3 separate regions of the Mus musculus genome follow, and regions 2 and 3 are each linked to region 1. Evidence: chromatin loops called from intact Hi-C (ENCODE). Cell type or tissue: left cerebral cortex. All regions are shown on one strand.

Evidence for each region. A loop is a pair of places that touch in the nucleus more often than their neighbours do. Peaks named below come from ENCODE experiments on the same cell type or tissue, not always from the same donor. Only the 100,000 strongest peaks of a DNase experiment are listed, where the experiment ranks them.
Region 2: it touches region 1 in a loop (6-fold over the local background); 3 of 42 quality-filtered maps call a loop at or near these places.
Region 3: a loop joins it to region 1, with 2.4 times the contacts of the local background. A loop is called at or near these places in 3 of 42 quality-filtered maps.

The regions. Positions count from the first base shown.
Region 1 is chr4:28,811,145-28,819,144 of GRCm38, forward strand. Epha7 (Eph receptor A7) reads left to right here and starts at 1,987. Exons shown (of 17, transcript NM_010141.4): 1 at 1,987-2,336; 2 at 6,301-6,365. The coding sequence starts at 2,240. In left cerebral cortex, CTCF peaks have their summits at 3,158 and 3,861; DNase peaks (open chromatin) are centred at 1,870, 2,705, 3,200, 3,803 and 1 more place; H3K4me3 peaks cover 5,399 bases; H3K27ac peaks cover 3,035 bases.
Region 2 is chr4:28,863,668-28,871,667 of GRCm38, forward strand. Epha7 (Eph receptor A7) reads left to right here. Exons shown (of 17, transcript NM_010141.4): 4 at 6,890-7,045; 5 at 7,994-8,000. Among named protein-coding and RNA genes, the nearest start is that of Epha7, 55 kb to the left of the region's middle. In left cerebral cortex, no CTCF peak of the experiment used is centred here; no DNase peak of the experiment used is centred here.
Region 3 is chr4:28,295,156-28,303,155 of GRCm38, forward strand. All of the region lies in intron 2 of Gm52725 (a long non-coding RNA gene), which reads left to right. Among named protein-coding and RNA genes, the nearest start is that of Gm25378, 66 kb to the right of the region's middle. In left cerebral cortex, no CTCF peak of the experiment used is centred here; DNase peaks (open chromatin) are centred at 2,734, 3,941, 5,056 and 6,739; H3K27ac peaks cover 1,321 bases.

The sequences.
Region 1 (8,000 bases):
CACCAAGTAGGAGTCCTTCAGTAGATGAAAGGGGTATTTTAAACCGTTGAAGCTATCTTGGTGGCAATCTAGGATGTTGAGACCTCAGAGAAAATGTCGAAACCTTGGAAAATTTATTTTGACGATTAGAAATTGTTTAATACATATCATCTTGTGATTTTGTGAGTTTTTAAAGCTTAAAGAGTGATTTATATTTTTAATTCTGACTTTGAGCTTCCAACTTTTACCCTGATTGCATCTGTTTGGGTTAATAAGGCTTCGTGTTCTCTGTAACCAGTGTGCTTTGCCTATATTGTTTTGTCTCCTTCCAAGATTAATCTATGAAGCCTTTTCCATTTCTTATGCATCTTTAAAGGGCACTTAAGAGACTTTTAAGCATAATTTCTAAAATATTCAATAGACCTAATGTCTAGCAATACGTAAAATTTAATACATAAACTACAGAAGCGACGTGATTGGAAAAGAAGGAAAACTTCATTTCTTTCTTTGGTATAATTATATTAGGCAAGTTAAACAACAGAAGAAAACCGTAAAAATAGAAAAGAATCTGGGGGCTGTAATCTCTTTTTATCTACACTATCCCTCCTGTACATATCAGAGAGAAACCAGCACACATTTCCAGAGGTCAACCAGGAAGTCCGAGGTTGAACTTTTTGTCCATCAGAAATAAAGGCTGATCATCAATGAGTGTTTATTTTTCTTTCCTTTTCTTTAAAAATATAGAACAATAAAAGGAAAATCCATCTTAAAATATGACGTACTTATCTACTCAGTGTGACCCTTGACATAGATGATTTGGCCATTACATTTTTAAGATTTTCATTTTACAATGTCAACCACCTCTTGCTTGCAAAGTGTGCAAAACTGCCTAATGGAAAACAGATTTCTCCACACACTTTTTTCTTGTAGCTAGGATTGGGTGAATTCAAGTGGAAATGTTGGTTACATTTTTAGTCTTAGCTTTTTTTAGAAAGATAATTACAGAATAATTATGGACTAACTACAGAAAATAGTAAATGTTTGCCCAAGTAGAAGGAATGGCTATGTGAATTTAGTACCTGGCGGCTTTCTTTAGAACTGAATGTTATTTACACAGCGAAATGGGAAACAATTCAAGTAGAGCAACCTATGAAAGACCCCAGAAAATGAGAAGCATGTAAGTAAAAACGACAAGAAACGTTTTCTAAGGTCCTATTTTGCCTGAGAAGAAACTGAAGATAGAAGGAGAGAAGAGGCGAGCATAAAACAAAAGACTTCCTTTCTCCAGCCCCACTTTCCCTGTTTCTTTTGTCATAGGTTGTTGTGAACTCAGGCAAACATTGAAAGGTTTTCTTTTGGGGGGCGGGGGGCACTTTTGATTAATTTTATTTTTCCAGAGATAGGGGAGTAGTAGTTAAACATGCCTCTCGAGTTACAGAACAGAAGTTCAAACTTTTGAAAACAAAAGAGAGGAAAAGAAAAGAAAGAAAGAAAAAAGGCAGAAAACCAAAGTTATCCGACCTGCTGAGGCTGCTAACAAAAAAGTAAAAGGCGTTCTAAAAGCATAGCTCAGTTTCACTGTCCGGGTCGGGGTCGGTGATTGGTAGTTGAGGGAAGGCTTGTTTCGCCTATGCCGTCTAGAAGACGTTGAGCAGCACTGCTATATACAGGAGTGTAAGACGGGAGAGTTATTCTCGGGTTTATTCAGCTCAGTGAAGCTGCAGTAGCTAAAAGCCAAGTGCTCCCGACTGCACGCCGCTGGCCTAACGCGGCTCGTCCCCGCTTTCCCGGCAACCGATCTGGGAGGGAATCCTGGACTCGCAACCCGACTCCGCTCGGCGTTGATTGGCTCCTGCTCAGGACCCCGCCTCCAAGGTAGAGGCGGCCACTTCGTAGGGACCCGCCCCCCGGCCGTGGGAATCGCCGCCTAGCAGGCGGGCTGCGGCTGCCACTCAGTCGGAGTGGCGGAGGCTCTGGGTTCGTAGCCCCGCCTCCTCCCCCCTAATTGATATTATTGGAGTGTGGAGCAAGCGGCCGGTCTGCAGTCGGAGACTTGCAGGCAGCAAACACGGTGCGAACGAACCGGAGGGGGGAGAGAGAAATCAAACAGCTAAGCGTGGAGCAGACGGCCTGGGACCCAGAAGGGGATCGATGCGAGGAGCGCAATAATAACAACAATAATAACCCACTTCGGAGCAAACAGCATCTAAAGAGCTGCGACCCAACTGCAGCCTAAAAAAATCAAACCTGCTCATGCACCATGGTTGTTCAAACTCGGTTCCCTTCGTGGATTATTTTGTGTTACATCTGGCTGCTTGGCTTTGCACACACGGGGGAGGCGCAGGCTGCGAAGGAAGGTAAGGCCAGAGGAAAGCAAAGTTTGTTCTGACTTATTTATTTCGCTGTCTACCTGCACGAGCCGACGGGTCCGCGGCGCTGGCCGCCGCGCCTCCGGCGCCGGGCGACCCTCCCTCGACCCCCCGCCCCCTCCCCGCCCTCAGTTCCAATCGACCAGAGGCGACCGGCCGGGACTAGTCGGGGCCCCGGAGCTCCAAGGGGTGGCCGGGGACTGGCGCGCGCTCTGCAGCCGGGCAGCTCGGGGGGCCATGGTGGCGAGGCTGAAGGGCGAGCGAGCTCCTTTGCATCCGGCATCTCGGGTCTTCAGCTCCAACCGCCGCGTTTGCTCCTTCTCTTGCGGTCGGCCTGCCGTGGACGCCACAGTGAGAGTTGGTTCGAAACCTGGGGAGTGGAGCTCCGCGTCGCCCCCAGCCTCCCCGGAGGAGCCGAGACTTCCGTGGCTGCGAGCGCTCGGGCTCCCGCCGACTCGCTCACTGCGGCGGCGGCGGCGGCGGCGGCGGCAGCGGCGCGGGCCTGCGGTGGGCGCTCGGCTGCCGCTCGAAACAATGCGGCCGCGAGGGGAGGCAGCGCGCGGGGCTCGGGCTCGACCCGCCGCCGGGAGGACTGGCCGCAGCCGGCAGTTTGCACGGAGAGGCCACCGAGTGAGAAGTCTCCCGTCACTTGGCCCAGGTCCGGTACTCCGGGAGTCCAAGTAGCCAGTCCTGGCCTCTGGGGACGAGTTCTGGTACGCGAGGGGAGGCTTCTTTTGACCACAGGATACGCCTGTACGTGGGTATTTTTCCCTGCGTCTCCTTTGAACCATTGGCAAAAGGTAAAATACCTTTTGGTGCCTGTAGTTGGAGCTGGGGAAAAATAAATCCTGTCAAAGGAAGTGTCTTGCTGCTAAGCAGTGTCACAATACCGGTACCTCATCTGACAAGCTTGCGTTTCTAAGGTTGATTTCTTGGATACTTTAGAAGCCTGTTCGGGGGTGTGGAGGGCGAGAGATCTGTTAGATTTAGGTCATAGCAGTACTAAAGGGAGGGGGCATACTGGTCCTCGATTCTTTTATTCCTAAAACTTAAGATTTCACGCGGCTTTTCTTTATTCTCTTCGTCCACCCTTCTTCGTTAACTCAACATCCCCAACCCGGTACAGTACCCTACTTTGGAACAGCCTGACCTTCTGGCCCCACTTTGCACATCTGCAGTCTGTGTTGACGCTGAATCCATTGAGAGAAAAACGTGCCTCTGAGCTGATGGTTATGTCTGCAGGTGGACCAGCATCTGCTACACACACACATACACACACACACACACACACACACACACACACACACACACACATCAAACATACATTTCAAGCCTCTTGACTTTGGTGACCAGAAACCGACACCCTGCCACCTTGTCCCGATTCCTCCGGAATAGCGGGATCTAAGGAAAAGTTTGCCCCGCACGGCGAAGCGGCGCGCGCGAGCTCTGGCAGACTCCAGCAGGAGTTTGAGCTATAAATAACTGCATCACTAGGGGGAGAGGTGCCTGCAGCCAGCAGGCCTCTCTTGCTCTCCTCCTCCGGTGCTACGTGGAGAGGGTTCTGATTCTCGGAGCCTGAGTTCTTTAGATGCAGACAAGATGTTTAAGAGGCAGGTGGTAGGGAACGCGCCCGACTTCTCGGTGGCGACGCTCGGGGCGCTCCGGCGCGCAATCAGGCGGTGGCGTTCCCTGAGCGCTGCTACCCGGAGGTGGCCCGGGGCATCACGGCACCCAAGGAGCTTGGCCAGCAGCGCCGCGAGCAGGTGCGCGGCCTCTAGGGCAGCTGGGGTGGCGACCAACCTCCCGGGTCCCCTTTCCCGGTTCCCTAGCGCGGCAGGAGTGGCCCGGGAACGCTGAGGCTAATTGCGGCCGCTGCTCTCCATCCCGACAGTACAACCGCCGCCGCGCCCTCAGAGGAGGCGCTTCCCGAAAGCCCGTCTGTTCCTCGCGACTCCTGCCCAGGCTGGGCGCCACCCGCTCCCTGGAGTCCCAGGTCTGGAAGTGTAATGGACGCTAGGTTGGCGGGCGCAGCCGTCTGGCTGCCCCGCCCCGCCCCGCCCCGCCCTGATGCTCGGGCAGCGCTGGAGCCTCCAGGCTCACCGCAGAGCCGCGGCTCTGGACTCCCGGTAGCGGCCAGCTGCCCTGTGCCTTCTCCGGGGCGCGCAGTGAGGCTGACTCGGTACGGCAGTCCAGAGGGAAGACGGTCACGGGGCGATTGCATTCAGCACTCCAGAGCTTCCGAAAGCCTCGCCAGCTCGGTGGCCACCTTCTACTTCCTCTTGATTTGCCGGTTTCTTTGCTAAGTTGCCGGCCAGCAGGTAGCCGAGGGGAAAGGCATAGCAGGAGAGGATAATCTCAGGGTTCATTTCATTCTTAAGACTAACCCCAAAAGGTCATGTAGGTTTAAAATCCACTGGTTGTTGTCAATATAAAAGCTCCCCATCCCCCACAATAAATTCCAAAAGAGAGTTCTGTGACTTGAATTTGTTTCCTTGGGCTTCATCCCTTCTCAAGGTATTGTGAAACTATCCTTTCTCAATTGCTCTTCTGAATACACTAATCCAACGACTTACTGGTGTTCCAAGTTAGAACACAAATTGAAAATTTATAAGTGACTTGTATTTTTAATTGAAAGGGAGTCGATCCCTCTCCCCCACCCCCCCGACAATCTTAAATGCACTACACTAAAACCAGACTCCTGTTTTTGTATCTATCTGTTTCCATTTACTGGGGATAACTTTGACTCCTGGAGAAGGAACTGAGCGCATCATCTACTCTTCTTTTGTCTCTCAACACCCGTCTTCTTTACCTTTCAAAGCATAAACCTTTTAAAATTGGAGTCTGAATATGTTTCAATATTAAGAAGTTTATCTGAGTACATATTTTCAAGTCAAAATTTGAACAATTTCCTGGAGGTGACATTAAGCATATGTAAAGAATATTCACGATGATTTCTGGACCAATAGATTATTTGTGAAAATGCTGACAGTCAGGAATATTGTTTTAAAACACCAAAGCTATGTAGCTCTAAAATCAATTCGGTCAGTAAGTATTTTATAAGAATAATTATCTTAGAGTAACATCATGACCAACTGAAAGCATAATGTGTTATAACAGGTAACATTCTAATGAATTATTCCATTAATACAAATAATACTTTAATCACAATTTTCATAAATATTAATTATGTTTTTGGTAGTCTAAAGATGGAATACAACTCCTTGTAAAAGTCAGCTGGGAGCTTAACCCATCTAGAGAATAGCTAGTATGTTGAAAAATGTCCAATTTAAAATTATATATATATATATATACATATATATATATATATAATTTCAAATATATATATATTTGAAAGCTGATGGTTGTCTTGTTTAAAAGCACAGCTTGTAGATAACAGAGACTTGTTCCTCATGGTAGCATTGTTTAACATAGATTTAACATTTCTATATTCATATTGATAGAAGGCAAGGTGCTATGAGGGTTTTCCCCTTTAAATATTAAACCCCAGTTGTCAAGAGACGATAGGAAGTATCGCTGGTAGAATATTGAAAAGTGGAGCCAGGCTGAATAGTAGTGTGGGGATGATATCTTAGTAGGTTCGTGTCTTTAAATGTAGTGAACTCCCTGACTTCCAAAGATCTTGTATGTTATTACTGCACAACCATTGTACCTGAGCTTAGCTTTCTAAACTCATTTTTATGTTAGTTTCACTGGGAATATATTTTTTATACTTTAATTGAAGGTATAAACAAGTGCATGTATAATTTAATATGTTTCCCCCTCTAGAAAGTTTCCTATGCTTGTATTTTGTGGCTCTTCACTGCTTGATGCATTTATATAAGTCTTAAGTCATCAAGTAGCAATTTTATATAAAAAATAGATTTATCCTAAAATGTTTAGAGATGTGCTTAATTTTTTTTGTAACATTGAAAATAAAACTTCTCTTTTTCAGTACTATTACTGGACTCGAAAGCACAACAAACAGAATTGGAATGGATTTCCTCTCCACCCAGTGGGGTAGGTACAGACCTCATACAGTATGATCGTAGCTGGTCAGAGAAAGACAGGAAAGCTTCCCTCTGAGGGAACTATTCATGTCCATACATTAAAAATGCTTAAAACTTAACATTATTGTTTAATGTTTTGTTTTCTCATGAGATATTAGATTCTCAAAGTATAGAAAGTATACTTTGAACTTTGAGAAAGGAGAAAATAAAATAAATCAAGCCCAGAGTCTTTGAGTTCTTTCTGGGAGTCGTATCAATCATGCCTGTTTGTTCAGGTTATAAATGCTTACTAATTGCAGGGAACATTCTTTTCGCTAACTCACTTAAGCCTCTACAGTTGCCTTATGCTTCTGGGTAATGATCACCAGGTAGAACCTCTGTAATTCTTTAAAACAGTATGAAACTTGTTTTCATCTTCTAAAAATAGTTTTAACATTGTCCACAGTAGACTCCAGAGGGTAACAAAAACTGTAAAAGAATATTGAGACGTAAGATTTGCCATAAAATGTTAGCTTCTTAAAATTTGTGTTGTTATCTTACTATCTGCTGTTATTAATCAAAAATGATGGCTGAAATACATCCATATTACAGCAAAATTCAGCTGGAACGAATGGGACTTAACATTAAATAAGTCTGTCTAAATCTAAGAAGAATCTTAGTTTTTAAAACAATTTTTAATATATTCAGATAGATATATTTCTTAAGTTTAGTTCAACATCATCTTTATGAGTAGTTTCTGATGATGAGCTAGAACAAATTCTTCAATTCTGATGAAGCCAGTAGACTGTGAGAAAGAACCTCCCTTGCTACCTAAGTTTATCTTTAACACATGTGGAAATCTGGGGCTAAAGGTGCAGTAAATATGGATGAAGAAAAAAACACTTTCGACTGATTTTACCATAAGAACAAAAGTACAAAAACAAAATTATAGAATCAGTATAGCATTAACTAAAAAGTCACTGAGAAAACTTCCCATTTAATAGAATGAGAAATTTTAAGCATGCTGAAAATATTCAGAGTTTCTGTTACATTGAACTCTGAGAGATTTTCTCTGGGATTATATAGTGATTATCTGTGTTGGCCACCAGAAATTATGGTAAAGTGACAGATAATTTACCAATGTAGTCTAAAAGTCTAATGAACTAAAAGACCTCTAAATCTATTGAGGTACTTCCTTGGATGTAAAATATTTCCACTAGAAAATATACATTGTAGAAAGACGTTCATGGTTAAAATAAATAAATACCTTTCTTGCCAGTGACAGATGCAGCCCATTTTCTACAATCCATCAATTAAAGTAAATAGATTCAGAAGATGGTTTTATCTCTGAGAAGTAAACTGATAAATGATTGCAGTACTTCATCCATGTAACCTACAACATGATAAATTATGACTGTCAGTGTTATCTTGGGCTCAAATGAGCAGTTTATCAGTCCAGAGAATCTTGAGTTAAACTTTAACCATGTGTGTGTGTGTGTGTGTGTGTAAGAATCAATAATATGTGCAAGAAAATATGAACCCAAGGATTTTCATTATATGACAGATTTGTTCACATGTTCTTACATAAAGCAATATTGTTGCTGAGCAATGAGAAAATATTTTTATAATTTTATAAAAATATCATATAATATTTATAAAGAGCATT
Region 2 (8,000 bases), 53 kb after region 1:
ACCTGAGCAAGAGGAATCTAGTTTTATTCCCTTAGCACACAGGGAGTTGGAGTGTGGATGGTTCAGGGGAAGCAAAGGACCTTTGCCTCACAAAGTAACGGGGAAACAAGGAGACTGTGCACGATGCGGTCACTGACTCCCTCATATACAGCTCTAATCTGATGGATCCAAGGTCTCTCCTGTAGTCAGACACTGTGGTTCATGACTGAGCCTAGCATTAGTAGACACAGACGACTGGAAGTTTGATTTTGATGCTGCTCCAACCTCAGCTGCTTAGTGTGTTTGTGATGAGTTCAACCTATATAAGACACCATAGCAAAACGGAAGGGCAAAACTTAAACTAAAATTATACTATACAATCATAACTATAAGTTTGAACTGTTAATCATTTCTTTTACATCCTAAGTTTCTGTGCAGATAAGAGTTAAGCTCTGCAACTGTAAACTGCACACAGAATAAACATGGGGAAAGACGATGATCATGTAAGTTATTAGTGATTTGCTAGTAATTTCTTACATATAAATGTTACAAAATGTTCACATACAGAGTGTATTTGTTGAAAAAGAATTTATATGCCCAGTTAATTCATTGTATTTTCCCTAACGTTTGCCTGCTCGAACATTCAGATATGAAGTTGTATTATTATTAGACTTAATTATTAAAGCTATAATGCAATACAGTTCCTATGCCATATAGAGCAACTGTTGAAGGTCATAATTTAAGTGTCCCATAGTCATAGCCACTGCACATTACTGTCAGGCCATTGGCATCACCACCACCATGAAACACTTCCCACTAACAGCACTCACCTCTGCTTGTTTCTGCTCCCCATGACCATAAATCTACATCTATCAGTAGATACTTACCTGCTTTGGATATTTAACATATATAAGAGGCAGTAACTTTGTTCCTTCGTGTGTCAGGTTATTTGTACTGCCCTGTGTGTGTCAGTATTTAGGGGTGTTGGGGTTTTTGTTTGTTTGTTTTTGGTAAATACATATATTCCATTACATTTCATGGCTACAACATTTACCCATGTGAGGAACTGTCACATCCTCATGGTCATGGTAGAGCCACTTACTCTATTTCCCATTTCTCTGTTTTGTTGCTAATTTTTCTTCTGGTGATTTTGCCATGTTTAGTTTTGCTTTTATATTTATTCTGCGGTAATGCTATACTCGATTATGTCCATTCCAGGCCCCCTTCAACTCCTCTGGATGCCCCTCCTATGTAATTTTCCCACTCTCATGCCTTTTTCTAGCTCTCTTTTTAAATAGCCTTTGCAACTGCAGCCATCTTCTTCAATGTAGATGGGTCTCATATGCCTGTGACATGCTCTTCTGTAGTGACTAATGCTTTTCTACATCCTTGTAGGTGCCTATGATCTTCTATATATCTTCGGTACAGAAATATTTATTTTCTGTGATTTCCTTATGTGTGTTTTCATTTCATAATAGTTATTTGTTTCCGGTTTTGATTGGCTTATAGGGGTGTTTTTATTTTGTAATATTTCTTTAAGTCTTATGGTTTGGGTAGCTTGTTACTCTAAATCATGATCTTTTAAATTGAGGTAAGATTACTTTTTGTTGTGCATCTTACATGACCATCTATAATTTTAAGAACTACATAGGATCTTCAGAAGCTGGTAATGAAAACGTGATTTACTTTAAAACACAGAAATATCCAATATGAGCAAAGATTGTGACATGCATGAAATTGCCGTACATTAAATCTACTATGATTTTCAATTTTCTTTGTGATATATGCATTTGTATGCAGATGTGTGTGTAGACAGCTAAAGTCAATAGCTAGCATCATTCTGGATTGCTCTCCACTTTTTTTTTTCTTTTGAGAGAGAGTCTCTTACTGAACACAGGGCTTGCCAGTTTGGCAGGCCAGCAAGCTTCCTATGATCCTACTGTCTCCACCTGCCAGGCCTGGGGTCACAAGGGAATGCCACTGTGCCTGGCTTTTAAGCCTAATTGTGTGGTCAGCAAGCCCCTGAACCCACCATTTCATAAAGTGAATACAAATTAATAATTTTTAAAACAAAAATATCCAGGGCCCAATCATGATTTAATAACTGTTACTTAGTCAAGGAAATTGTGTCTTTTCAAAACTCTCCTAATATACAGTCAATATGAATCTCCAAACAAGATATGGATTTCTAGTCAAATGTCAAGGGTAATGTCAAGTGTGCCTGACATCGGTGGAAGTGCCCACTCCCAAGCAGGAAGTCTTCCCCGAACATCCTTAAGTTCAGTGGATCATATAAAGAGGACCTTTATATATTTGATTGTTAATTTATTTATTTCAATGTATTTTAAATGAAATAGAATTACATTTCTCCCTACTCCTCCGTCTCCTCTCTCCCAGGTCCCCTCCCTCAGATCCTTCCATTTCCCCTTAAGTTGATAACTTTCTTTTCTTTGATTTTTATTCAAACACACACACACACACACACACACACACACACACACACACACAGAGACAGAGAGACAGAGACAGAGAGCTATATATAAATATAATCTGTTGGGGATATGTTCAAGGCTGATAACTCAGCTTGGAAAACTAATATAGATGCTTATCCCTGGGAAAGGCTGATTTTCTTTCTCCTACCAGTCTGTTATCTTCTGGTAGTTCTTTGTCTCTAGGTGAAATACCACGATGTTCCCACCTCCTACACACACACACTTTAACATGACCATTGATATTGCCATTATTCCAGTCTTGATTATGCACTAAATAATCAGATATCCATAGGTTATAAAGTAAAAGAACCAAACCCAGTCTTGATATTTGAACACTGGTGTAGAAGGGAGAGGAGCCATTTTAGCTTTATTGCCTAGCCTGGAGCAGAGTGAACGATGCTTAGTGTTTTTGTGTGGACTTAAGGAATGTTCATTTAGAGCATGCATTCTTTCAAACAGAGCTCTGATTGTTCTGCTGACTGCATTAGACAGAAATCAACTCGGAAGCCAGGGCCCTCATTGCTCTAACACCTGGAATCCAGGGAAGGCAACTGTGGTAATGTGATTAGTAGGAATGCAAAAGGAGAACCAAATACAGGCTTATAGAGTCAACTGTCTTAACTATATTTGTACTTAGAAGTTGGGTCCATTAATAATACTTTTCTTATGTAATTATTTTATAAGTGCTAAACCAGACTGCCTTTTTGTGCTTTTTAAAAGGAATTTGAGTTGCAAATATTATTTGAATAAGTTTACAATATAGAAGGACATATTGTCATAAAAATATTTGAATATTAAAATCTAGGGTTTTTTTTTTTCATGGCAGCAAACAACAGATCTTATTGTATGCTGTCATAAAATTTTACAGATACAATAGAGAAAGTTCTGGAAGTCTAGTATATGGAACTTTCCTAGAATCTTTCTTCATCTGGTTTTCTGTTTAAGAAACAGACAAAAAAAAATTCAAAACTCACTTAGTATACAAAAATTGAGTTAGGTTAGTAAATTTATTTTTTCATATAAGGGCTCAAGGACAGAAAGATCAATCAAAAGAATCGAATTCAGGGCTTTGCCATAACACAGAAAACTGTTGTTAAAGTCATAGGTGAGAAATTATTTTTATATAGACAATTAAATATTTGACACAGTTTTTACACATATCCTCACTCTCAGTGAATGCAACACCATGCTCCTTTACACTTAGGATCAATTGCAAAAGAGGGAAGCTTAGCAGGCAGGACATTACACTGGTGTGTTTCTTAGTGCAATTTATTTTTCTATAGGATTAAACACCCTGAAAAGTGGCTTTGAGTTCAAGTTTCATGGAGCTAATTTAGATGTAAAAGAAGAGAAGGAAATTTTAAATGGTTATCTCACAGTTCCTATGCAGTCTTTCTTAGATGATCCATACGACCTGGTACAGAAACTGTCCCTTTGTGCATTTGCATGCCTTTACCTCTGAAGTCTTCTTCTAGTGCGTTTTAGAAAACCACCTGCACTTTCAGACAGAAAAGTTGCCAGACTTCCCGTGCAGCCATTTTGTAGTATTTGGGAGACTGAATTCTGTTTCATGCTCATTCCAGATTAGGCTACTTTATAAGTTTATCTCATCGAGTATTTGACTTTAGCTATTTTACATAGATAGCTTATCTCAGTTTCTAATTTTAAGAACATCTGTTACTTCCTTCCCAAGGATTTTACCACCCACTTGCTCACTGTTATCGCCAGATACAAAGGTTCTTCTTTTACACGCTCTTGCTTTTATTTTAATATGCTGCCTCTAAAGAATTGGTACTTACTTTTAATAACTCTAAATTGATAGTTTCCTTTGAGGTTAGATAAACTAACTTGTTACAACTTATAATTTTCAATGTTACCTGCACTAAACCAAATATTACTTCAAAGGAAAGAATTACGAACATTTTTCTAGTATTACCCTTATTTAATTATAGCCATGAATGCATTCCATAATTGTGTGGTGCCAGAATTCATAGTGAAATTGAGATGGTCTATTTAATATCTTTCATTAAAATGTATTAGAGTATTATTACATAGACTTCTAAACCAAAATAATCGTAGTAACTTAGTAGCAGTACATAAAAGAGATAATATATCTATTGAAAATTACAAGATTACTGAAAGTAACTAAAATTCTTGAGAGCTAGCACGGAACTGAGACTCCTGTCATGACCAGCATACGGTTTTCTGTGTGCAGACCTGTTTTCTAAATCCAGCTTTAACGCAGGCAAGTGGAATTATTTGACAAATTCAGGTTACTTTTGCTTCAAATCTGTTTCCCCATCTGTTAAAGGGGAAATACAATTTAATGCAATTTGAAAGATGAGCAGTAAGACTTTTAAATTTCTCAACCTTACATATTATAGATACATTCCCAACATCATGAGTGTTCATTGGGAACTTGACTTTCTAACATGGAGGCTGGCAGAGATTCCACTAGTGAGCCTTAGCTTGCTCCCTGAAATCCTTACCTGCTAAATATCAAGTCATAGTGATATTGTGCTCCCCTTCATGTGTTCGATCTCGACCACAGTCTGTTAAAAATAAATGATATCAGTGACATGGAGAGACTATCTGACATTTCTAAGCCTCACTGTTTCAAGAAGCAGTACCTTCTCTGTGTTCTCCCACTGTATCTTTTATCCTTGTGTACCGATGGAGCACGAAGCAAGATACAGTGGATCTTGATAAAGTAACAGTTTTGTGTGAGGGGGTCTGAGAAGTTTATACTAGACTCTTTCTTACCAGTGAACATCTTTAATAGGGCAAGATCAAATCTGCACGTGTCGTTAATTTTGCTGTGACGTGGTATTGTGGAGCTGCCCTGCTTTCTCTGTACCTTGTGTGTAATAGTTGCTATTGAGAATACATAAGGCTGCGCTGTGTGTCTTTGTCTAATGTGATTGCTCCCATTTCCCACTTGTGTGTACTGGAAAACACAGTTTAGAGGACCAGGTTCTGAGGGTAGTAGTGAATCTTACATTTACAACAAGATGAAGTGCTCTTGATTATCTGTATGTCTATAAGTTAAATGTATGCTGTTTAACATGCTTATCTTGTAAACAGCATTAATTGCTCAAATCCTAAATAATAATAAGCCTTTTAACACTTCAAAGCTGTATACAAAAATATTGAGCATGTAAACAAAAGCAAAGTATGACTCAAACTTTTAGGAAATATGACACCCTTTGAAGTATCAAGTACTATCCAGGGAATTGAATCAGATTTTTTTTCTTCTGAGTAGCACACAAGGAGATCAATCTAAACCTTCAAGTAGAGATTAAAACTTTAGAGCTTAATATGCTATCATGTGCCTTTATCCCCAGCACTTGGAAGAAAGAGGCAGGCTGCTGTCTACAAATTTAAGGCCTCCCTGCTCTAAATAAAATACATAGGACTACAGAGAGAGAGAGAGAGAGAGAGAGAGAGAGAGAGAGATCTCATTTTAAAATAACACACAAAAAATTAAAAATTTAAAATAGGTGTAAAATATTCACTAATGTTTCTTTAGATATATCTGTTTTCTCAATAAAACTCAAAGTACTTATGTATTATTTTAATAAATATAAAGAATGATATTTCACATATTTAGAGTATCCTTAAGAAATAGTCACGATGTTGAAATAATAAAAAAAATTTTCAACTTGCAAAATTTGAACTGAAGATAATCATGAGCATATAAAATATCTAAGAAGACTAATTGCCGCATGGGTACCTCACACAGTGGGGTCTGAGTGAGTGGCAGTAGCCAGCTGGGGAAGGAGCTGCAGCATCTATGGCTCTCTGCTCACTGCCTAGAGCAATTGCTGGCTTCCTGAGCACTACACCTCCCTGAGCCCAGGAGAACATGAACGCCATCCACTCCAGGGCATATATGACTTTCTCTGTAATGGACTTGATATTTAAGTGTTTCTTTAACAAAAATGGTTTGAAAATGGAGAGGAGCCTACTGTATAACTGTCATGTGATCAACTTGAGGCTTGGAGTCCCCGGAAATTTGGAGCAAAGCATTTCAGCCATATCCAGGTGGAAGTTTGTGTATCATTATTAGTGATTATGCAGTTCGAATGTTGATTTGAAGGTTCTCTGTTTTTACTTGAGACCATCAATGGACTCTTCAGTGTTCTAATATTTAGCATTGCACTGAGACCCGCTGCAAGTGCACATTTTCTCTATTGTGCAGTTGTACTTTTTTTTTTTTTTTTTTTTTTTTTTTTGGTTTTAAAATGTATCATGGTTTTCCCCTGTGACAACATGTTAAAGCATATATTAGGTCATGGGAAGTTTATTGTTCACAAAAGAGATACACTCTCTTTTTTTTTTTTTCCTGAATATCCCCTGACGTCACAGTCAGTACTGGCCCACTTCACCTTACTCTGTCCTACCTCTCTCCTCTCCAGCCTGTGGCCGCAGGTTCTACAAATCTTCCTCTCAGGATCTCCAGTGTTCTCGTTGTCCAACCCACAGCTTCTCTGACCGAGAAGGATCATCCAGGTGTGAATGTGAAGATGGGTACTACAGAGCTCCTTCTGATCCACCATACGTTGCATGCACGAGTAAGTTCAAGCCACAGAAAGAATGGCTTAGATCTCCTTTTCATTCATTTGCAGCCCTCAAAGGAGCATCACTTAGGCAGACCTCAAGTTTGAAACTTTGAGGGGAGGCCCTTGGTCCTGTGAAGGCTTGATGCTTGAAGGGGAATGCTAGGGCAGGGGTGGGGTGTGGGGGGAACACCCTTGTGGATGCAGGAGGTGGGGGTGGGTAGAATGGGGCATTTTGGAGGTGGAACAGAGAAGGGGGATAACATTTGAAATGTAAATAAACTAACCAATAAAAAATTTAAAAAAACATTTTAATAAATAGATTTAGTTAAATAGAAATGTTAGTATAACTTTACCTCTCACCATTTAAGAGGCGTTTACTAACACTTTACATATAGTATTTCTTAGAAAATATTACACATTACTGGTCATACAGTGGATCAAATGTGACTAAATAGTGTTTTCTGAATTAAAGTCTCGGTGATAAACAAGAACCAGTCTTCCATTTTGGTGCTTAAAAAATTAATGAATATTTGAGAAGCCCAAATAGCAGACCCACTCATTGCTATCAGTATCTCTTGAGCATAATGTGAATGAAGTCAGTGTGTTTACCTTAATATGGCTCAAAAGAAAACTATCACATAACTTTTTTTTCCCCTTGGGTGTGCTAACTTTCTTAATTTCTTAGAAGAAACATTGTGAACGGCTGTGGCAAAAATAGAAAGACAGTTGTTGTCCTGTTCTTGTTCAACATAAACCAAAAAGAAATGAAGCCTCTTATGGAGTGAATTCATAGAGGGCTTATATAACTTCTCTGGTAACTACGATTCAGTGCTTATGTGAAAGAAATCACGTTAGCTGTATTCTATTTTCATGTTCTTCATTGATGCTACTGTTCATTTTGTTTGTATACGTTTTTCTTCTTCTTTTACCTACTTGTTTATTTATTTTTGGCTTCCAAAGGGCCTCC
Region 3 (8,000 bases), 520 kb before region 1:
AAGAAGAATCAAAATGAGAACACCACAGAGGTGTGATGGAGGGGCAGAAGGAACCACTTTTTAAAAGGTTTTAGAAATTAAAAATGTGGATTACAGAAAATACAAGACTTTCCCTTTAAGTGGCTCTTACAATTTTACCATCTTCCCTTCCACAGAGCTCCCTCCAACATGAGTGGAGGATTTTCATGAAAAACAAACAAACAATCAAAAACTGAATGTTTTAAATTTTTTCACAAGGAAGTTTAGGAATGTCTTTATTTGAGCTTAATGGGCCAAATGTACGCACGCATAATGCTTTTGTTTTCATTGTATGTCTTTTAATATAGTTCATATTAGTTTCTTTATGAGGCCAACTCTATAAATATGATTTCACTTGAGAAATGTGTTGATTTTAATGATTTGTATAAAAATATTGGCATATTATATAACTTTTAATTTATCAGGTTTGTCATATGATGCATGATGAAGTTTAAAATTATTTCCCAAACAGAGGTTGTCTGTATTGATCAAAAGCAAGTCACAGAGCATTTATAAGTGATTGCGAACTGACTTCGAACCACAAATCCATGTCCTACAATGACTCTAACATTTATTTCAATGGTTTAAGTTATAAGAATAATAATAATGAATGAATCAGAAAGGAAGGATGAGGTGAGATACATAAAATACTATATTACTTAAGAAAAAAGAGGACATGGAAGTATGAAAATATGTATAGTGGAAGAGACAATGAAGAGATTAGAAATGAAAAAATGTGAATATGAATTTGCTCCCAAATTACATATATTCACTTCCTCCCAAATTTATTTTACATTTTATTCATGAGATGTTAAAATATCTTCTCTAATATTTCTAAGATACCATTCTTTTTCATTTTGTAAAATATAAAAAAATGAGGACATAATTAAAAAGCTATTTGTTCTTCTCTCACATAAAAAATTGTTACAAAAATTGTACAGATCAGAAATTGCATGAATTTTACTTACAGGGTATATTTTGCTGATACTGCAATGCAATACATATACACTAATCTCATAATAAATAAGATTTATCTAACATGACTCCAGTCAACTATAACAATGTAGTTTGCTTCCTAAAGCCCATATGCACAAACAATTTTCATAATGATTACAGAAATGACTTCAGCAGAAAACAGTCAGGGATTTGAATGCTGACTATCATGTGCTACACATGAGATGGCACTCTAGTTTTCTATGATGTCTAAATCTCAGTTTCTTCAGTTGAAATTCTGAGTTTGTGTATGTGTCTGCTCTGAATAGATAGTGTTTCACCATAGGTGATACTGCTTCCAAAGTAGTTCTAAACCCCTCCACCAATCTTGGTTTATTTTTGTCTGTTGTCATACACTTAGAATTTTTTACCAATAAATACCACTATATACTATAAGCTTTGATATATATATATATATATATATATATATATATATATATACATATGTATGTGTATATATATGTATATATATATATATATATATATATATAAAATCTTTTGTGTGTGTGTGTGTGTGTGTGTGTGTGTGTGTGTGTGTGTGTGTGTGTGTATTGCTGCCGGTTTGCCTGATTTTAGCTGTTTTTTTTTCCCCAAAAGTGGTCTTTAAAATATTTGGCAGGTGTTATAGGATTTTAAAATAGACCATATCCCTCCCTTACAAAAAGGCAGAAATATGGTCAGGGATTTAGAAACAAGACAGAGTTCACTTTTTTTTTAACACTGCCAGAAACTGTCCTAAATGCATTACACATAGATTTATGTGAGCTTGCATGAATCCGTGCTAAAACGGAATACAGCAGATGGAATATTATTATTAATAGTCCTCGAAAACAATGTCTGAGAAATAACATTAGTGCAGGGAGTTCTTTCAGATCGGGGAGCCTTTGAAGTTAAAGCACAAACAAGATTCTAGCCTTTCCAAGTATCTACAGCATTATTAGGGATTGTGTTCTTAACCTTTTTGGTGTGTTTTAAAACACAGGATAAACAATCCCTCGGTACAATGGAATGGACATGACTAGGCATATTTGTCAAAGGGGATAATAGCGCAGAGTAGCCGCTAGGGAGAGTATGGTTAGAGTAGCAAACCAGGAGCCTAGAGTAGTGAGGATAGCTGGGTTCTAAGAATGCTGAGGAGCTGTGGGAAGGGGAGGGTCAGGAGCCTGGTGTAGGGCTTGGAGATGCAAGCCAAGTACTCATATGAAGGAACTGACAGAGCCTGGAGGCTAGAATGGATCTGCCTTATGCTGATAGGAAACACACATATATGTTAATTGGAGAGCCATATTTCTACTTTGACTGCTGGAAGGTAAATGACTTATTTTGGTAGATAGGACCAGGCTTCACAAGTTCCTGGTGAATGGTGGCTTGTATCAGACAGAAGTCTTATAGTCCTGATTAAGCTTGTTTCTGGATATTTGGACTGCCTTTTGGAGTTTGGGGGATTGGTGTTTCCTTTAGACCTGACAGTAATGGGCCATTAGTTATATAGCAGAATTGATTATAATTACAGTAAGGGTTAAGTTTATGGGAAAAGAGATTCTAGTTTGAAAATAAACACCTTTTCAGAAAAATTGCAACCTCACAGATGAAATCATTCTCTATCAACTAAAAAGCTTGCTTCCAGGACAGCCTAAGGAAAAGGGGATGGCAAATGCCTGTCCCTGGCTATAAGCTAAGCTGACATTGTGTGGGAAGGAACACAGGGTCCCTATCATTCTTGCTCAGGTCTGTGTGGTGAAATCAGTAGGGGGTGCCCTGCCCTCACTCTCAATCTCACTCCTCCCATTCTTATAACAGAGATTAACTTCATCTTTCCTTTTAAACAACAATAAACAAGAGCCCAATAATTGTAACCAATGTTATATGTAGATCTTCTCACTCTGTTTCAAAGTTCGTTCATTAGATTTCAGGGTAGAATTTTTATAACGTAAAACTTACATTGCTAACAATGAAAGTTATGAGCCCATGATGCAGTTAAAGCAGTTTTGTCTTTGTTATAGTTTTAAATATTTTCCTCATTGTGTGTGTGTGTGTGTGTGTGTGTGTGTGTGTGTGTGTGTGTGTGTGTGTGTTCATATTCTTTGGCACATCTGGAAATGTCATGACCACTTCTGGGAGTCATTTTTTGCCATTCTACCATGTAGGCACTGTGGAACGAATCCAGATTTTCAGTCTCAGACCCCTTTGACCACTGAGCCGTTTATCGTTCCCATATTTGTACATTTTTTTGATTAATGTTAAATATGTATCAGAATAAGATAGAAAGTAAACTCCATAAAGAAAATGTTGGTCCTTTTTTCTTAAATTTACCATATACTTGGTTGTGAACAGATACATGTAAAACAACAATGGGGGTTAAAGGATGAGTCTAGATAAGCAAGCACCTTAAACAATTTAGGAAATAGTCTACAAACTATACATGGTTAGGCAAGGACACAAAGTAAGCCTTTGGATTTGTAGCTCTGTAATCATAGTGCTAATCTTCCAAGTAGGCTGTGTGAACGACAGAGAGGTGGAGGGAGGCCGAGACAGAAAGGTACAAGAGTGTCAGGCGGGAGTTATACTCAGCATTCCATAAATAACTCTTTCCTCAGTGTCCCCTTACTCTCACTAGTATGGATAAGTAACATAGAAATTGCGTTTAGTTTTATGAATATAAATCAATAATTATTTAGTGAAAACTTTAAATATCTCAACATTTTAGGAGAATTGGTCTCATAAGCACAGCAGCCACTGAGCATGCGCTCCGAGGCCCTGTCAGTTCACCCAATCCATCTCCTGCCTCTGCTGTTTACCCAAGTGGCTCATGTTTCAACAGCTCCTTGGAAGTCTATATTCAGAATCGGAATGCAGCCTGAGAACATGTCTGTGGGCTGAGGAGTGGGAGGAAGGTTCACACTGTGATCACAGCCCAGTCTGTGCCTGCCTCTGCTCCAAGGACAGGAGCTTGCACTAAACCTGTATGGGAAAACCTGTGTGTTCCACAGCAGATGGTAGTGGGAGGGAAATCGTTTCTCTCCTTGTGTACTCCACGCAACCAATATTGCTCTTCTATGTGTAACAAATAAATGCGCTCCGCAGTAAAGTGACATAGAACTGCCCACATGAGTAAGTCAGAATGTGGGTCAGTGCCAACTGTTTCCTATACTGTGATTTTAGTCTAGAGAAGTATATTTTCACACCTACAGGGCCGTCAGCCTCAGGCAATTTCTCTGCATCAGTGGAGATTAAGTTCTCTTTAATTAAGAGATTAAAAACAGGGGTGAAGAATATCTTATTGCAGAGATGACTACAACCTTAAAAGTAACAAAACGTTAAATATCCAAACGTTGTAAAGTGAGAAATGCATTGTAAATTCTCTCTGTGCCTTGGCATTGGGCGTGATGTTTTGTGAGGCCCGCTCAGCTGACTTGCTAGCTGCACTCTGTAATTAGAGGCTTTCACTGTTAGAGACCCAAATAAACAACTCGAGACTTTTACTTGTGTGGGAAACTGTACTGAAACATCATTACCAAAAATTTTAAAACTCCATAGCAAATACTCATAGTGAAATATGACCAAAGGTGATGAAGAGTTACATTTGTAACATCAACTTACAAAACAAAACAAACAAACAAACAAAAACAACCAACCAACCAACCAACCAACCAAACAAACAAACAAAAAACCAACTTTGCCAGACAAGCTAGAGACAACTCATTTATGCTTTGTTTGGTCTCATGGCCTCAGGACTTCCCCAATTCGAGATTTAGAATCTCTTGAGACGAGTTATTTGCCAAGAGAGGAATCACATGTTAAATTAGACAGTGTTTGGGTTTGGTCTACATATTTCTACTATAAATAGAATGCTTTAGAGATAACGTTTTGAGCTATTCGAATAAGGTCGTGTCAGTAAGGCTGACTGCACAATAATGCTGGATTGACTGACAAACAGGGGTTCATTATAGATGGACACATCTTGAGGAACTCAAGCTATAACCGGCAATCTTTAATTGAAACTAGTCTCTTATCTGGTGAAGGTAACGATTTGTCATGCAGCTTATTCATTTACTGCTAATCACCAGGATTCGAGAGTCTGAAATCCCCGGCATTCAGAAACCTGTAAGAGGATTCGTGCACGTGTTCCACTTTGTGCGGCTGATTTGCAAAACAATGAGGCCGGTAATGATGCGAAAGATTGAACTGGCTCTCCTTGGGTCTCCTCTGTCTGAACTGATGGTTATTTGTAAAGAAGGCTCTTCGGAAGCCTGCTGTTCCCACAGGATGAGGAGCAGCCAGTCACTGGGTTGAGGATGACATCCGAAGTCAGGGATCAGAAATCAGTCAGTTAATAGCTTTGCACTTAGAATTGTCTAACTTTTTTTTTTTTTTTTTTTTTTTTGCTTTGTTAAAGGCCAATTTTCTAACACAAAAAGTCATTTTCACATCCTTGATATATCATAGACTGCACAGCTCTTTGAAAATAGCACCACTTTAAGTGATTTCTTTTTAAAGCAAGATAATTTTCTAAATATTTTATGCATCCAACCACTTTGTAATTTATGTTGATGTAATACAGACCCAGGAAACAAAAAAACAAAAAACAGTTCTTGTGAATCTAAAAAGCAATGAACACTCCATAGGGTAGTTGCGATTATGTTACAAGTGCTGTTATAACAACAAATTGTTTTAGGTGGGGGTGAATCAGCCTTTTCTCTCATTGCTAGAAAGGTTAAATTGGTGCTTTTTCCAGTGTAAAAAAGCTATTTTCAATATCCCAGGAAAGTATGGAAATATGTTTATTCTTCATGACTTTTCTATTTATATTACAAATAGATTTGTACTTAATTCAAGGTTTGAGAACTTAAAATTTTAACCAAGGTAAAAACTAAAGGAGTTTGAAGAAAATGCCAAAGGCAGTATAAAGTGGCTAAGAAAGTATTTAGAAACTGTCAGTTAATTATATTCCTACATAAACACACACACACACACACACACACACACACACACACACTATTCAGAATGAAAAAAAAAATCCCTTCCTTTTAAAAGAGAAAAGCCAAATCAGTGTCAAGTAGTAAACTGTTACCAATGGATAGAAGAGAGAAGGAAAGAAGGGAGGGAGGGTTGGGTAGGAAGAACGCAGGCTCAGGGAAAAGGGTGAATGATGGCATCTTCTTTTATATTCTAAGTAGAATCCTTTCATCTCATGGTTCCTTCAAGACTGTCTTTAAAGATACAGCTAAAAAGGGGTCATTAGCCATTCATCAAAACTCCAGACCTATGGACTAAACAAAAAGGGACAGACAAAAACAGAAAAGAAAAAAAAAGAATTCTATCATCACTTTCCTCCTCCTCCTCCTCCTCCTCCTCCTCCTCCTCCTCCTCCTCCTCCTCCTCCTCCTCCTCCTCCTTCTCCTCCCTTTTCTCCTCCTCCTCCTCCTCCTCCTCCTCCTCCTCCCTCTCCTCCCTCTCCTCCTTCTCCTCCCTTTTCTCCTCCTCCTCCTTCTTTTCTTCCTCCTCTTCCTCCTCCTCCTGCTCTTCCTCCACAGCATCTGGACTGCAGCTCCATTTGGACTCTTGTAATCTGCCTATTGTGAATTAAGAACATTTTTGGCAGTTTCTCCTTACTCATGGGGTGCATGATAATATTGGCCTGTGTGACACTGAGTCAGATCTGCTCAAATCCCTACCACTGCCAGTAACTACCATCACTGGTGAAGCAGGCCAGACTGCAGAACCAGAAACAGCAGCGGGTGCTGCATCTGCCAGGAGGGACCAGAGTTAAGAAGTGTGGATGACTCAGTGACAGTTCTATTGATTTTTTTACCCCTTTTAGGGGTGAGGATATGATGCAGAAGAGATGCCTCTGCAATGGGTGCCTCATGGCAAGGAGCTTTACACTGTGCTGTTATTTTTAGCTTGGTTCATGAAGTGTGAGGCTGTATTACTAATAATGCTGCATTGTTCATTTATAGATCACTGTTTGGGGACTCAGTTGCTGCCACCTGATTAAATGTGGATGCCAGGACATGCAGTTATTTCCTAATATAGTTTGTACTTATTTTCTAAATTGATTTTGAAAAACAGCATGAGTGTCTGGAATACCTTCAAAGCCTTAAAGCCTCCTTTGTTTCTAATCCTGTGACTCAGCATATGCCAGTCTTCAAAGATTAAGGACTGTTTTTTTTTTTTTTTTTAATATTTTCTATTTTGTTCTTAACTTAAAAGTCATTAGAATATTATTCTGTAATACTATTTACTATGAATTAAAATAAATTTACGAGTCACATTTGTCTCTGTTGATTGGATATGCCCCCTAGTTGTTATGTAATTAATCCATGACTCAGTACAAATATCTTAAATCAACCAGGAAATTCCTGTTGTTTCAACACTTGGCTACATATACAAAATGGCACAATTCAGCTTGCCCAAGAAGATATTTTTATTTTTAGCCAATTATAAAGCCAATACACTTATTTCATCAAAAAACAAATTCGTTTTTATGGAATAGCAGTTCCTAAAAACTTTATTTTATTTTGGTGAATGAACATTCTCATCCATTGTCTTTTGTTGTTATTTCATGAGTTTTCTTCCTGCAGTAGATCAAAATACTTGCTAATGTTACTTCACTAATATCACTGCCTTGGGTCACTAGCTTTAGTAGTGAACTTTTATTTACAGTCAAACATTTATAAAATAAATGATAGATTGATTAGATTGATGGACTTTCATCACTTTTATCACACCATAAAAGTTAAAAACACTCAATATACTCTCCTTTAAATACTGTTCATTGAGTTCAACAAACATCTTACCTTAAGAAAAACAAACCTAGCCAGGATTGGTGGTGCATGCCTTTAATCCCAGCACTCGGGAGGCAGAGGCAGGAGGGTTTCTGAGTTCGAGGCCAGCCTGGTCTACAAAGTGAGTTCCAGGACAGCCAGGGCTATACAGAGAAAGCCTGAAAAAAAACAAACCAAACCAAAACAAAACAAAACAAAAAA